Linked DNA regions of Homo sapiens: all the other regions are linked to region 2. A link is a contact called in ENCODE Hi-C or POLR2A ChIA-PET data. All regions are on one chromosome and are shown on one strand. Each heading gives the region's core, a stretch centred on a gene start or an enhancer-like site at or near the end of the contact. The rest is flanking DNA. Distances are from core to core; before and after follow the strand shown.

Region 1 (4,766 bases), core at 1,099-3,598, 310 kb before region 2:
ATATGCATTGTCCTTAGTAAGTTAGGAGAAAACAGCAGAATAATAAAATATAACTCTTAATGTAGCAAGATAATATTTAGCTTAATGAAAGATAAGACAGAAGAAAATATACTAAAATAAAATATAAAAAAATTAAAAGTCCTATTATATCAGTAATTACAACATACAAATAGGTTAAGGCCGGGTGCAGTGGCTCACAACTGTAATCCCAGTAGTTTGGGAGGCCAAGGTGGGAGAATTTTTTTTCCAAGTGTGCAGTTAATATTTCTCTAATAGAGGAAGGTTAAAAATAAAGTGATAGGAAAATATATGGGAAAAATAAATGTAATAGAATGATGTACATATGCTTGTGAAAAGACAGGTATAAGAATGTTTATAGCACCACTATGAAAAATGCTTCCAATTTGAAAAACAAAGAAATGTTAATTAATAGAAGAATAGATAAATAAATTGTAATAGACAGTATTTACAGAATAGGATACTATACATCAGTGAGAATGAATAAGCCACACTACAGGCAATAACATGGATGGATTTTTAAAATCTACTGTTGAGTAAAAAACCCAGAAACAAGTGAAGACATATGCTACGATGCCATTCATATAAAATTCAAAATCAGGTGAGCCTAGTCTATGGTGTTAGAAGTAGGAGAATAGGGGCCGGGCGCGGTGGCTCACGCCTGTAATTCCCACAACTTTGGGAGGCTGAGACGGGCGAATCATGAAGTCAGGAGATCGAGACCATCCTGGCTAAACGGTGAAACCCCGTCTCTACTAAAAATACAAAAAAAATTAGCCGGGCGTGGTGGCGGGCGCCTGTAGTCCCAGCTACTTCGGAGGCTGAGGCAGGAGAATGGCGTGAACCCAGGAGGCAGAGCTTGCAGTGAGCCGAGATCGCGCCACTGCACTCCAGCCTGGACGACAGAGCGAGACTCCGCCCCCGTCTCCCACCGCCCCCCCCCCAAAAAAAGAAGTGGGAGAATAGGTCAGGTGCAGTGGTTCATGCCTGTAATCCCACTGCTTTGGGAGGCAAAGGTAGAAGGAGCATTTGAGGCTAGGAATTTCAGGCCAGCCTGGGCAACACAAGACCCCGTGTCTGGAAAAAAAAAAAAAGCTGGACATAGTGGCTGCACAACTATCATTCTAGCTACTCTAGAGGCTGAGGTGAGAGGATCCCTTGAGCCCAGGAGTGAGTTATGATCGCACCACTGCATTCCAGCTTGGACAACAGAGCGAGACTTTGTCTGTAAAAAGAAGCAAAAACAAAACCCCAAAGCTTTGTCCCAGCTCCTTATGAGAGGGTGGTAGTAGTAAAACACAAAAGCCTTCAGGAGGTGAACACTTGATGATTTCTTTGTCCTTTTTTTTTTTTTTTTAAGAGCCAAGAACTCTGGAACAAGAAGAAGAAGACGAAGGAGGAGGAGGAGGGGGAGGGGGAGGAGGAGAAGGAGAAGGAGGAGAAGGAGAAGGAGAAGGAGACGGAGAAGGAGGAAGAGGAGGAGGAGGGCCGGGCGCAGTGGCTCACGCCTGTAATCCCAGCATTTTGGGAGGCCGAGGCGGGCGGATCACGAGGTCAAGAGACCGAGACCATCCTGGCTAACATGGTGAAACCCCGTCTCTACTAAAAATACAAAAAATTAGCCGGGCATGGTGGCGGGCGTCTGTAGTCCCAGCTACTCGGGAGGCTGAGGCAGGAGAATGGCGGGAACCCGGGAGGCGGAGCTTGTAGTGAGCCAAGATAGCGCCACTGCACTCCAGCCTGGACCACAGAGCGAGACTCCGTCTCAAGAAGAAGAAGAAGGAGAAGAAGGAGAAGGAGAAGGGAAAAAAGAATCCTCATCATTAATGCAAGTGGAAGGAAACTCTTCACCAAAGAATTGATCACATCATGAAAGGTGAAATCATTACGGAATTGCTTAAATATATAATTTGAATCTGGATTTAAAAATAATAAATGTAAGTTTTTTCTTTAAAAAAAAAAAAAAGTCCATTGGTTAAATTCAGCTTGAATCCTTTGCCACTACATCAAGAGCTAACAGGTCAACAACTGATCTCCACAACCTCCCACCTCATTTCCTTTCTCAGTCCAGGTAGCAGGAAAATGGAAAAAAAAAAATGATTTTTTTTTTCCAAACACTTTGTCAGTTTCCCCAGCGGTCACCTTTGAAAAGGGAAAAATGTCTGAAAATAGACAAAGCTGAATATAAACATCATTTAATTCCCCCCACACAGACAGCCTCCGCTCCTGTGAGGGCGTGGGGAAAACGGAGTGGGAGAAGGGGGCTAGCGAGGAGGAAGAGGCGGGAGGTGCGGCAGGGGCACAGGTGACGCTCCTCCCGCCTGCCTAGCAGAGCTCCAGGCGCACATCCGCAGTCAGCCACCTCGCGCGCGCCTCCAGGAGCAAGGATGGAGAGGCTGGTGAGCGGGGCCGGGGCTTGGGAAGGAGGGCGCAGGGCAGGCGATGTTGAGCCGGTGGCCCTGGGGCGGGCGGCGAGTGGAAGGCGCGGAGCTTCGGCTCTTGCCACAATCTGGTCCGGGGACTAGATCAGCGGTGTTGATGGCAGCGCTTTTCTCTAAGCGCTTTCTCTTGCTGAGAAACGGATTTTGCCTTCCAAAGGGTGGTTTACAGGCAGCTGCTGGCGTCCAGATTCTCCATTCCAATTGCCTGAAAAAAAGATGCACCAGGCCGGGGCTCCGGGGGCTCTTGATCCGCGCTGACGAAGCTGGCGCATCCTCCGGGCAGGCTCGGCTCGGCTCACTGGCTCCAGCTCCCAAAACTGGGGAGGCACAGCCTATTTTAAACTGCCCCCAAAAGGGAAAGAGAAATGCTGTATTGGTTCCATATTGGCACCAAAAGCTGCGGCGGAGATACAGATTTCCAGGCTCGCTTTCTCCGGGAGAGCTCCTGCGTCTCCTCTTTGTTATGCAGCCCCTTTCTCCCTCCTAGCCCTTGCCTGGGGGAAGCCATGAAGGATCAGTTAAAGCTGAAGCTACACTTGAGAGAGCTGAAATGCTCTGTGATCATAATGCTTTGAAGGGTTAACCCCGGGTATCTAGAGAAACAGACATTTTGTTTATTCGGAACCAGCTTACAAGACAAAAAACGGAGAAGGTTTTCATATATCCCATTGGTATATGAAATCCAAATACAATGGTATTGGTATAAGAATCCAAATACAGTGAATGCCTCAAGATAATTTTTTCATGTATGGTTTGTTGGCAAGACCACATAGCCAATGATTTCACTGTCTTTCTTAACAAAGGAGAATGGTGGTCTGTGAGCTACGGTCTACTGCAAGCTAGATGCTGTTAATCTTCTTTGTAACTATCCTTCTAAAAATGAATTATTACCTCGTTTTACACATAAACAGGCGGAAAGGCTGATATTTCCAAGTCCTTGTGACTACATGTGGGGTAATGTGGATTTGGACATAGAAACTTGCTGAGGAAGAGGCATGAATAGGGGCAATATAGCTACCAGGTGGGCAGCTGTCTGGTAAGACCCAGGTTTTTGTGAACCCTGGACTGCATGGCAAGGGTTATAAGTGGGCTTCTTTGTTTTCAGGACTGTAGTTCCCCCTATATGATTTGATCGATTAATTTTTTTAGCTACCTAACACGTATTGGCATTTACTATAACCTAGGCTCTATACTAAGTGCTTTAATTGCCTAATTCTCATAATAACTATGTGAGATAAGAGCAACATTTATTTAGTGCTTATTTCTACTGGCAGTATTCTAGGAGCTTTATATACTACTTCATTTAGTCTTTTTAACCATTAGATTGGTACTATTACTTTTCCGGAGTCTCAGAGAGGTAAAATGATTTCTTTTGCTCACAAATCTAGTATTTGTTTTAGCCCCGGTCACCTCCCTGTAAACATATAAATACTGTTGTTTTCAGATTGGTCGTATTTTCAGTTATTCTGCACAGACTCGAGGAAAAAAAAAACCTGTAAAATAAAAATACGTATCTATTTAAGAGTAAGGCTTTCCTTCTGATTTCCTTTGCCTCAATCACTGTGTTTTGTTTCTTAACATTGCTGGCTCCCAGTCCACAATATATGGTTTGGTATGTATCTGCTTTCTCTCTTGTCCTAAAACACAGATTTTCTCTATGAGAGCTTGTCCATTCTGCATTCTTCATCATGGCCTCTGGTAGAGCCTGGATTTCCACGTCAGAGAAGCCTAATGGTTTAAAAAATATCACATAGAATTGGAATGCCAGTATCTGTCTCCACAATTGCCTTAGCTGAAAATAAAACAAAATGTGTTGGGTGGGCACTGGCAATGGAGCCTGAGGAAATATTTGGCCTGATTTTTTCTGACTTTCCTAGATAATTAGATAGGATGGAACAGTCTCAGTAATACTGAGAAAATTATCGAGTTATATATTTTTTTTCACTTCAAAACCAAAGCCTTTGTGAGTATAATACCCAGCAGTGGATGGGCAGGGTGAGCAGATCTTTGTAGGCTGTATGTATTCAGGCAGCTGAACCATCTTGGGTTTCTCAAAGAGCAGTGACTATGTTATTAGTCTTAGACCTATGAAGACAGGAAGAGAAGTCACAAGGAAGGGATAGCATGCTTATGGTATGCTTGGGTATCGAATAATAAAATATATCTGCAAAGAATAATTTGTCCTAATGGCACCTTCAGATGATATAATCTTGAATTCTCTGTAGCCTTAGAGATGTAAGGAAAAAGCAACTTACATCACAAAGATCAGTATTACTGTGTACTATGATGCCACTGCATGGGGTCCAG
Region 2 (4,789 bases), core at 177-2,676:
TCTCTCAATTCCGCGAGACCTCCCAGTGTGCCTCAGAAACCGAGCTGGCCTACTGCTGTCCGGAGAAACCAAAGGCACTTTCCGTCCTCCGTGGCTGCCTCTAATAGTGGCATGGGGGTGGGGTTCTGATCCACACACTAGCCACATGGCCAACAGCATAGTGAAACGGGGTCCCATTCTCCATGTCATTGTGTAATCCACTTTGCGATGCACGGAGGTCATAAAACAAAGGGGAGGGGGAAAAAAGAAAGAAAATTATTTATCTGGAAACAGAGCTGGTCATTTTCTTTTTCTGTATCTCAGCCAAGGGGAGGGGAAAAGGTTGGTTAGAGAGAAGGAGGGAGGTCAGGAGATGGAAAATGGGATGAGATCCTGTTACTTTCAATCCCCTATAATTTGTTAGTGTTTAACAGAGACAGTTACATTAAGCAGGAAATCCAATTCAGTTTCCCAGTCAGCATGCTTGTACTGTTTCAACTAATGCTCTGGATGCTCCAAAGAAAATGCAAACTAGCATATTAATTATGACAACATTCACATTTCATTCCTTCAAAATAAGCAATAAAGAAACAAATAAACAGATCAAAGACAGAAAAGATTACACACTTACATGGTGGCTCATAGAGATGGAATGCAGAGGGTTGCAAAAGAAATCAGAAGTTTGGTTCCCAGGACAGTTTCCTAGATGAACTACTTTTCCTCCCAGCCCTCTCTCTCTTTACCGAGGGTGAGCAATACAAAAGGGGTGTGCTGCAGCTCCAGCTTTCAGAGTACCGCCACAGATCCACAGCCTGTCCTGATCTGAGAGCTGAGCCGATGCCTTTTCTTTCTGGCTGTGTCTTTTTACCTTCTGGACAAGTAGGATGAGGTGAAAGGAGCTGTCCTTCTAAGTCTTTGTATCTCCATTTGTCTGCAGTTTCTCCTCGGTCTCGTGTGTCTGTGTGTGCCAGTCCCTTGTGCTGACACAGGACGTCCCTTAAAGTCCAGTCCTGGCGATTTCTGAATCTCACTCTTTCCCTCTTTAAAGTTCCAGGATCCTTCTTATCTCCCTTTCCCCCATAGTCTGGCTTAGTCTCTTTGTTTCCGGGCGTAAAAGCACTGGGATTAATATGTTTTCCAGGCTGAGGGAAAACACAGGAATGTGATGTCGAAAAGGGACTTTTTTTTTCTTTCACTGTGCTTCTCTCCTCCCTTTATTTCTCCCTACCTTTTTCCTCCTCTTTTTCTTCTTCTTTTTCTTCTTTCTCTTGCCTGGATTCAGTCCCAGAAATGTTAGGACTACCTCAGTTTTGCTCCAAACCAAACTCAAACAACAGCAGCCACTGGAAATCAAGGAAACTTCACTAAGAATTTAACAGATCAGCAAAACACCGCCTCCTTCCCATTTTAGCACGTTCAGAGTGGACTCAGTGAGGAGTGAGAAGGCTGTTCTTTGGGGTGGGGTAAAGTTTTTAAACTCCACACATCATCATAAATCACTTTAGAAGAGGATGACTGGTGCCTTAACCCCTTCCAAACCAAGTCATCGGGGTAACTTCTCTTCCAGTCTGTTCTTACACTGTACTTTGGAAGGAGAAAATTCTCAGATTTCTGCATCAGGCTACATTCTTTTCTTAGAGACAGATACTCATTTGGGTCAGGGTGCTTGGCTGTGCTGACACAGACAGTATATATGTATTTATAGTCCCATGTGTATATTCTTATATCTTTCTCCCTGCTTTGTGCTTTTAGTTTGAGGTTGGAAAAGCCCATGGAAAACATGACTAGGTTGTTTTTATTTTATGCTAATTGGGGATCATATTACTGTGTTCTTGGTCCTAGTTTCTCCTCGGCATGGAAGGAAGCTGGTAAAAGGTTAGAAATGCAGGCAATGGCTGCAAGTCGAGATTGCAGTTGACTGTTACATCAGGGAACAGGCATTATGATCTCTAGCTTCAAAGCTCTGGCTGCAGATGGTAGACTAAGGGCTCCCTTGGAGGTCCCGAGTGTGTGTGTTTGTGTGTGTGTGTGTAGTGCAATATTTTCCTCTGCAGAGACTTTAGATGTCTGAAGGGCTTTAGGCAATCCATAGAAGTAGACTTATCAGGTTCTGAAAGAGAGAGTGAGGCAGCTTTGGGATTCCACCTCCTGAGTCTGCCATAAGGATTCAATGGAGAAGGAAGGGGTCTCAGGTTACGTGGATATTTCTTCCGGCCATGCTGGGCGAGCTGACTCTCCATGTCACTATTAACTGCCACCAACAGTGACAAGCCAGGGTTCTCAGAAACCTCCTTGCCAGCTCAGTCATGCTAATAGCGTCCCTCACTGGATCAAACTTCATCCCTAGTTGTTATGCCTTGATCAGCCCCATCTTGCCCTGGTCACATTTGACTTTTTTCACATAAGCTACGAGCATGGAACTGAGAAAGTCCTGTATAGAGGTTAACTATAGAGTTGCCCGGCCACACCTTGAAGTCCCAGGGGTACCAAGAAGGATGGCCAGCCCTGCTGTGGCATTCTCTCAGACACTTGTAAGGATAATAACAAAAGTGGGCTTCAGGCAGAGACCCTCTGTCCACTGGAGTCATAGATTGCAGCCTTCGTGGTATTCACCTGTTGGGTTGATCAACCTAGCCTTGTGCTAAGTTGGAGGGTCCTAGATGTTACTTCCTTTCTCATAATTTTCTAAGGCGTCCTACACTATCCTTACTGAGCTTTCTCCCTTCTGGCTTTTCATTTCCTCTTCTCTTCTCTCTGCTTATAACAACTACCATTTATTGAGCATTTACATGTGAAGCTTTGGGCTTAGTATTTTTGTGAATTCTTTTATTTAACCCTCACAGTATCCTTAGAAAGTAAACAGAATGATCCTCATTTTATAGATGAGCAAACTGAGGCTTGGTGAGTTTAAATAAATTGCCTATTGTCCCACAAAAGGTAAGCAGTAGCTCTGAAATTTGAACCCAGGTTTAGAACAGCCTACAAAGCGTGATGCTATCCTGCCTCTCTCTTTAATTTTCTACTCATACCTTCAGTTTTTTCCCTTCCTTCAATTCCTTTTTGCATTTCCCACATTCGTAGAAGAGTTTCATTTATTTGTTCAACCAGAGTACTTACACTTTTAGAGTCCTACTGTCTGGGATAATTGTGTAACTGTACTTTTTGCTTTTCTCAATAGGTCCTTAAAGCCCTTTATTATTTTTCTTGAATAAGTCATGACTTACACAAACCTCTCCATGATGTGCACAACATTTGTCACCTGTGCGCTGGTAAAGCTGAAATACAGCCACTTTAGCAACCCCGAATTGACCATGAGGAGCCACCCCAACCCTGGGTTGTGCCTGTCTTCCTAGGACCTCAGGCTTTCTTCCCTCTGTGAGCTTCAGTCACCAGATGGCGCACTAAACACACACACCAGAGAGGACCTAACACTCCACCGCCGCCGTTAGTCCCCACCCCACACCCAACTCCTTCCCCCAGTCTCTTCTCACACACAGATACATACACACACACTGGCAAAGTGGGGCTTCTCATGCTTGTTTTCATCTCAATGCCTAAACGCTTACCTGGGGCTTCAGAAAATCCTCCTGAAGAAGTATTGGAGGCACGTACCTAATAAGAGCAATGATAAATTCTCATTCATTCATTTCCGGGGAGATCTATAATGATTAATGGCTTGTAATAATTCTCAATTTCAAGTCCGTTATTTAAGAGCTCCATATTTTGTAAGTCCTCCATTTAGATCTTTCTATTTTTCTGCAACTGAAGAAACAATTAACCAATTAGTGCTAGGGGTTGGGGGAGGGTGGTGGGGGTTGGTGATATCTGAAAGGAAGACATTGATGTTGAGTCAGAAAAAGGTGAAAGGAAGAAAATGTTAAAGTAGACTTTAGAAATGCTAATTTGGGAATTAATTGATAGGAAACTACCTGACATTTGTTTTGTAGTAATTTGTGGGGAGGAAAGGAAAGAATGTACAAACTAGAACTGCTTTAGAGAAACTAGGGTGGGGATAGTTATTTGATGAAAGCTGGAGTGAATGTAAGAAGGCATCCAAAAAGGAGTGTGCTAACTGGTCAGACCCACACTAATCCAAGACTTCAGCAACCTGGGACCAAGGCTCAGGGTAACACGCTGTGACAGGCACGCTAGAGAAACCAGGGTTTCTGTCACATGCCGTTGGTTCTCTTGCACAAAGTAACACTCAGAGATGTTACTGAACTGAATTCTATTGCTAAAATAAAAAAGCATTTGCTTAAGAAGAAACAAGAATAAAAAGAAAAGGAGGGGATAACAGCATGCTGTTCAGTGTGGTTTTGGAGGGAAACCACCTCTCCTGCTCTGTGATCATCAGTATCCCCAGCAAGAAAATTAGCTGAGCCATTTTATCACACCTTTGTGGCAGAAGCACAGACAATACTCACACTGAGGAGGCTATGTGTTTTTCCTTCCCATTTGCAGAACTCAATCAAATGTTCAGTCTTAGGCTGCATTTGTGTCCTTCAGAATGAAAAAAGAATTCTTCTCTTTCTCAGTATTTTCAGTGTAGGACAGACTAAATAAATAAGTTGCCAGGTCAGAGAGAAAGCCAAAGATGACTATTAATGCAGGGTGCTGCTGCAGCCCAGGTGATACCAGTGAGCTGGGGGTTTCCCAGGTGCCAGTGGGACCTTGACCCCAGCCAGTGTCCAGGCTCTTGACACTGTCAAAAGAATGAATTCAAGGATATTCTAATCTGCCACGTCAAGAGTCTCCTCAATTGTGTTGACCATGCCTTTTATGGGAGCTGCCAGGGACCTCAAGCCCCTTC
Region 3 (4,970 bases), core at 334-2,833, 510 kb after region 2:
CCACAAAGACTGAATGAGCTAATATAGTTCACCAACTTTGAATAGTGCCTGGCAGAGTAAGTATGCAGCACATGTTAGTCATCCTTCCCATTCGGTCAATCAGTCCTAGTTTCGTATAGCCTTGCTCCTCCATCATGGCCATTCCCAAACTGGCCCATGTGCATGGACAATCATACAGCTGGGATTTGCTCCTCCCACCTCTGCATGCTCCTCGGACGAATTCTAGCCACTTTGGTGGCTCTGCGTAAATTCCAATCCTCACCGTGGAACAAACTCTGGAACCTCCTTAACTAACTGGCCTTCCCATGAGGGATGAACCTTTGGGACGCCATGCACTGTGCGTAGGAGGGATGTCTTTCCTGTGCCCTGGACACCCACAACCCATCATCCTCATGGCCTTCCTGAAACCAGAGCCTTCGTCTGGGAGTGCAGCCCATGACAAGCAACAGACATGACCAGCACAAACAGAGCCAAAAATCTTCAGACTGTTTCAGGGAAACTGCAGTGCTTGTCTGCCCTCTCTGCCTGTCTGTTGGGCTGAGAGTGAATGGAGGGTACTGTCCTCCCAACACAGAGGCAGGTATAGCACAGAATCCCAGGACCTTAAGTCCACAGAATTGAATCCCCTGTCCTCTGCACATGAGCCAATCTAGGCTAATGGCACTTCATAAAATGACTATTTTCTGTATTTCTTGTTAATTTCTTTGCCATATAAGTCAGCCTTGTCATACACTGTGGAGTCCAGCTAGACCTGGTTCTGTCACTTCCTCAGTGATGGACATTGGTCAAGTTTTTTAACCTCTCTGAACCTCCATTCATTAACCTATAAAATGGGGCTAACAAGCTTACAGCTTTAAAGATATATCTCATCTTCCTCAATAGACTTTAGCCATGGATGTTCACCTTTATGACTACTTATTCTGCCATTTTACTACAATTTGATTCCACTTCCTTTCATTCTATCCTTAGTGCAGTCAGAAAACAGCTGGTCACCATCATTCCTATATGTAACTACCTTCCAGAGACCTGGAAACAGTTAATAAATCATTCTTCAGCCTCTGAACTTTAGGCTAAATAATGTCAATTTCTTTAATCTTCATCCCAAGATCCTATCTGAAAATCTTGAGTAATTTTATCTTTGTCTTCTGGTCTCTCTAAAAATTAACACATCAGATTTCAGTGCCTCAACGTGAATATATTATTGTAACAAGGGCCTGGTAAAAATTTGGACTGTTTAATTCATCTAATTCATCCTCAGCTTGGGGTGCCCACTAGTATCCTCCCTATCTTTTATTTTTGCATATAAATGTTGGATCACTCAAACATGAAACAGAGAAGAAAGGCCAGTGTTTATTCCTTTAAGAAGGCAGTCGTGCAACTTGTTAAACTTTATCCCATTTGCTGGGGTAAGGGAGAAAAAAAAAGAGAGACAGGGAGCTACCAAAAGGGACTCTGAAGGAAATCATCAGAGTAAGGAGAAAAGCTCTTAAGAGATGTTTTTTGCCCTCTGAACTTTTCTTGCTCAATTCTGTTCTCCCATGGTGACAGTGCAGCTAATATAAGTCTGTGCTCCACTGGGCCCCTGCTGAGCCAGGCTGGGGTAGGACAGGAAATTACCACTCAGAAAATAAATGACCTGTCCCAGAGTCTTCTGTTAATGAGTCCAGGGCATAATAAATCAAGGTGACCCAGTCTCAAGAAACACAAGCCTGTTTAAAAACAAAAAAAAAAAAAAACCAAACCCCGAAGCCCCAGAGGTGAAGAGGAGGAGAAGGGAGAGAGGGGACCGCAGGGAGTCCTTATAAATCACACCCAAACGAAACTAGTGCAGATGTTTTCCAGTTTCAGGCCCACTCAAGAGGCAGAGAATAGACGCATGTGGAAGTGAATGGAAAGAGCTATCTGTTTTGAGGGAAGACAGGAGGCGGCCAGCTCAGTGGATGGGGCCCCTCCTCTCACTCAGTGTCTCAGGCATTTAGTGGCACCGTCTGCAAGCTCTTTTTTAATGTTCTTCAGGCTGTCACGGTCCACTCTGCTTTTTCACCTCTCTGGGGTCTCCCTGTAATCAGCATGGCAGGAGTGTCTGAAGAAGGGTGAATGCCTAAATCCTCTTGGTGGAGAGAACCAAGAGCCTCTTGTCAAACATGGGTCCCAGCTTTCTACAGTAGCAGGCCCCTGTAAAAAGAGAGGTGTGGGCAGGTAAATCATGGGAGGGTCTTCACTTATCAAGTATATTGGAAGCTCTCTGAGGGTGATATCTAACAAGACAATAGAAAACAAAAATGTCAGGCTGGAAATAAATATTCCATTACATGGTAGAGAAATAAGGGGCTGTAGATCTAGGGTGAGGTATAATATGAGACTCAGTTACTTGCAGAGGGCTTCACGGGGAACCAAAATATCCTAGTGAAATGGGTGTCACTGGCCGTGTTTTACAAATGAAGAAACTGAGGCAAAAAGACGGAATAACAATATAGGCATTTCTAATGCACTTTACAGTTTGTAAAGGGTTTTCACAAACATTATTTCATTTGGACACTGCCCGGATAGTAGGCTGTTCTTCTTTTGTTATAGATGAGGAAATCTGGGATAAGAAAGACTTTTAAAACTTACAGAGCGAGACTCCGTCTCAAAAACAAACAAACAAACAAACAAAAAACTTCTCCAGGTTACACAGCCAACATGTGCAGGAACTCGGGCCCACACCCAACTCTTAATTCTAAAACTGTTGTTTTTTTCTGTTCGACCACAGCTATTTAATATTTGCCAGGGTTCTATGATGGGCTATAGGCTGATAGAAAAGGATGCTGAAAAGGAGGATAAACTTTAGCAAAGGTCTATTATTGCCTAGTTTTTTGTTGTTGTGGTGGTGATTTGTTTGTTTGTTTGTTTGTTTTTTAGTCCTCTTTACCATGCTTTAATGTTTAATGTTTAGTAGCAGCTGGTAGGTAGATGAGTGGACAAGAGGAAACTGCAGCCAAAGATGTTTTTACCATTGTTCTATGATGTAAAAACCCATCATTCAGTTATTTCCTTCCTTCCTTATAAGCACGGCCTTCTCTGCTCATTCTCTTTTATTAGCCATCATTTTTAAAGAAGTAGCAACACAACACAGCTTTTTAAAAAATTATTTCCTATGCTGAATTCAACTCCATCATATACCACCACAAGTTAATATAACATATTATATTTTTCAAAATTCTTTCATGTCTGTTACCTTCTCTGAACCTCTTAATCAGGATTGTAATTTACCTTGAAGAAACTTAGACCAGGGTGACTTGCCCATGATCTCTCCACAAGTTAGAAAGTAGATCCGTCCTCCTTTCCTGGACTGCCTCCAAAACAACACAAGGAGGGAGACACGGTTTTCCATGTTGGTTTTCTTCATATTACCCTAGTTCTGCAGTAAGACAGATATCACCTTCTCCCACCAGGACTCTCCATGAACTATTTATGTCAGCTCTTCTTCCTTTTGAAATAAAATAATGAGCATTAGTCTCGAATCCAAATAGGAGGCCAAGCATTTGCCCATCCACACAATGTCCTCAACCACAATAGGAAGAGGCCACAGCAGGCTGCCTAAAATAAACCAGAATAAACCCATAGCTTTTAATTGCCCAGAACCTAGATCTGTAGAACAGCAGACACACCCATGAAAATTACTAATGTTCCAAGTATTTTAAGTCAAATAGTAGCCTTCTACCAAGCCAGACCATGGCTTTAGGTTTCCCTTCCTTGTTTTTTGTTTGTTTTTTGGTTTTCGGTTTTGGTTTTTACTTTGTTTTCCGTTTTGGTTCTGCTCTGTGAGTCCAAATCTTTCATATTCAGATGTTGACTCTCAGCTGGGTGCCCAGAAGCAAGACTCCCAGTATGTGAGCTTTCCAATGAATTCTGCCATGTCAGTCTTCTATTATGAAAGTCAGTCATTCATTCCACAAATGTTCTCAAATTCCTACTATGTACCAGTGACTGTGTTAAGTACTGAAGAAGATTGAAACTTATGTTTTATACTAGCCTTGCCATTAACTAGCAGAGAGACCTTAGGCAAGACCTTCCCTCTTTATGGACATTCCTGCCTCTGTAAAATGAAAGTATGGCTTGTTTGGTCTCCGGGTCCTTTCTGACCCTGCTGCTCTACAGTTCATGGGAATCTGTGTTGATGAAGTAGGCTTGGATACAGCACCTAAAAAGAAGAATGTCCTTTTGATATACTAGTGCAAATAACTGGCAAAGGAGGAGGTAGAAATGGAGATTATATTTTCCAAGGAAATCAGATTGCAGATTGTAAGTGTGGCTACTGAGTTTTTAAATTCCATTTTATAGGTCACCAAAAAATTCTCAAATACAAGTATGCATGTCAGCTCATGCATAATATTTTTCACTCTTTTGTTTTAACTAACATTGTTTTGTATATACATTCTGTGTATCAAAAAGTGCAGTCTCCTCTTTTTTTTTCTTCTATTTTTTTGAGACAGAGTCTCGCTCTATCACCCAGGCTGGAGTGCTGTGGTACAATCACTGCTCACTGCAGCATCAACTTTCTGGGCTCAAAGGATCCTCCCATCTCACCCTCCTGTTTAGCTGAGACTACAGGTATGTGCCACCACATTCGAGTAATTTTTTTTTTTTTTTGGAGACACAGAGTCTCACTATGTTGCCCAGGCCAGTCTTGAACTCCTGGGCTCAAGCCATCCTCCCACCTCGGCCTCCCAAAGTGCTGAGATTATAGGCAAGAGCCACAGCACCCAGCCTTTTATTTATTTATTTATTTATTTATTTTTGATAATAATAAAATAATTTTTTCACTAACTTATATAAGTTTGTTTATATTTTCATTTCTTTCATTATTATTGGGCTGATCTGTTTTCTATGTGTTGAGTAATTTTCTGTATTCCCCTGTTTGAAGAGTTTATTCATGTCTTTTGACCTCGTGTTTAGTAATGTTTGAAAAACATGTTAAGGTTTATGTA

The links. Hi-C counts contacts between places; a loop is a spot of excess contacts on that map. ChIA-PET counts read pairs that join two places held with the same protein, here RNA polymerase II (POLR2A). Pooled maps may share reads with other maps.
Region 1: a map of ovary shows a loop between it and region 2 (8-fold over the local background). The contact joins the promoter of CD200 here to the promoter of CCDC80 in region 2. A Hi-C loop is called at or near these places in 1 of 168 maps with a recorded cell type or tissue (ovary), 1 of 37 single-sample maps with no recorded cell type and 6 of 50 pooled maps. POLR2A ChIA-PET finds 5 or more read pairs at or near these places in 2 of 52 experiments (H1 and WTC11).
Region 3: a loop to region 2 is called in a map of sigmoid colon, with 3 times the contacts of the local background. The contact joins the enhancer-like site here to the promoter of CCDC80 in region 2. A Hi-C loop is called at or near these places in 1 of 168 maps with a recorded cell type or tissue (sigmoid colon) and 3 of 50 pooled maps. POLR2A ChIA-PET finds 5 or more read pairs at or near these places in 2 of 52 experiments (BJ and OCI-LY7).

The regions. Positions count from the first base shown.
Region 1 is chr3:112,330,808-112,335,573 of GRCh38, forward strand. CD200 (CD200 molecule) reads left to right here and starts at 2,349. Exons shown (of 6, transcript NM_005944.7): 1 at 2,349-2,417. The coding sequence starts at 2,406. LOC105374042 (a long non-coding RNA gene) reads left to right here. Exons shown (of 5, transcript NR_147411.1): 5 at 1,379-1,947. RefSeq lists enhancers at 2,016-2,973, 2,974-3,930, 4,427-4,766.
Region 2 is chr3:112,639,717-112,644,505 of GRCh38, forward strand. CCDC80 (coiled-coil domain containing 80) reads right to left here and starts at 1,427. Exons shown (of 8, transcript NM_199511.3): 1 at 611-1,427; 2 at 1-200. The coding sequence starts at 189.
Region 3 is chr3:113,150,020-113,154,989 of GRCh38, forward strand. The region is part of intron 1 of NEPRO-AS1 (NEPRO antisense RNA 1); the gene reads left to right. LINC02044 (long intergenic non-protein coding RNA 2044) reads right to left here. Exons shown (of 4, transcript NR_110823.1): 3 at 3,253-3,469. Among named protein-coding and RNA genes, the nearest start is that of LINC02044, 15 kb to the right of the region's middle. Within about 2 kb of position 1,584, at least 10 of the 41 ENCODE cell types and tissues checked have a DNase peak (open chromatin) inside an H3K27ac peak, as active enhancers do; they include sigmoid colon, where a contact is called at or near this core.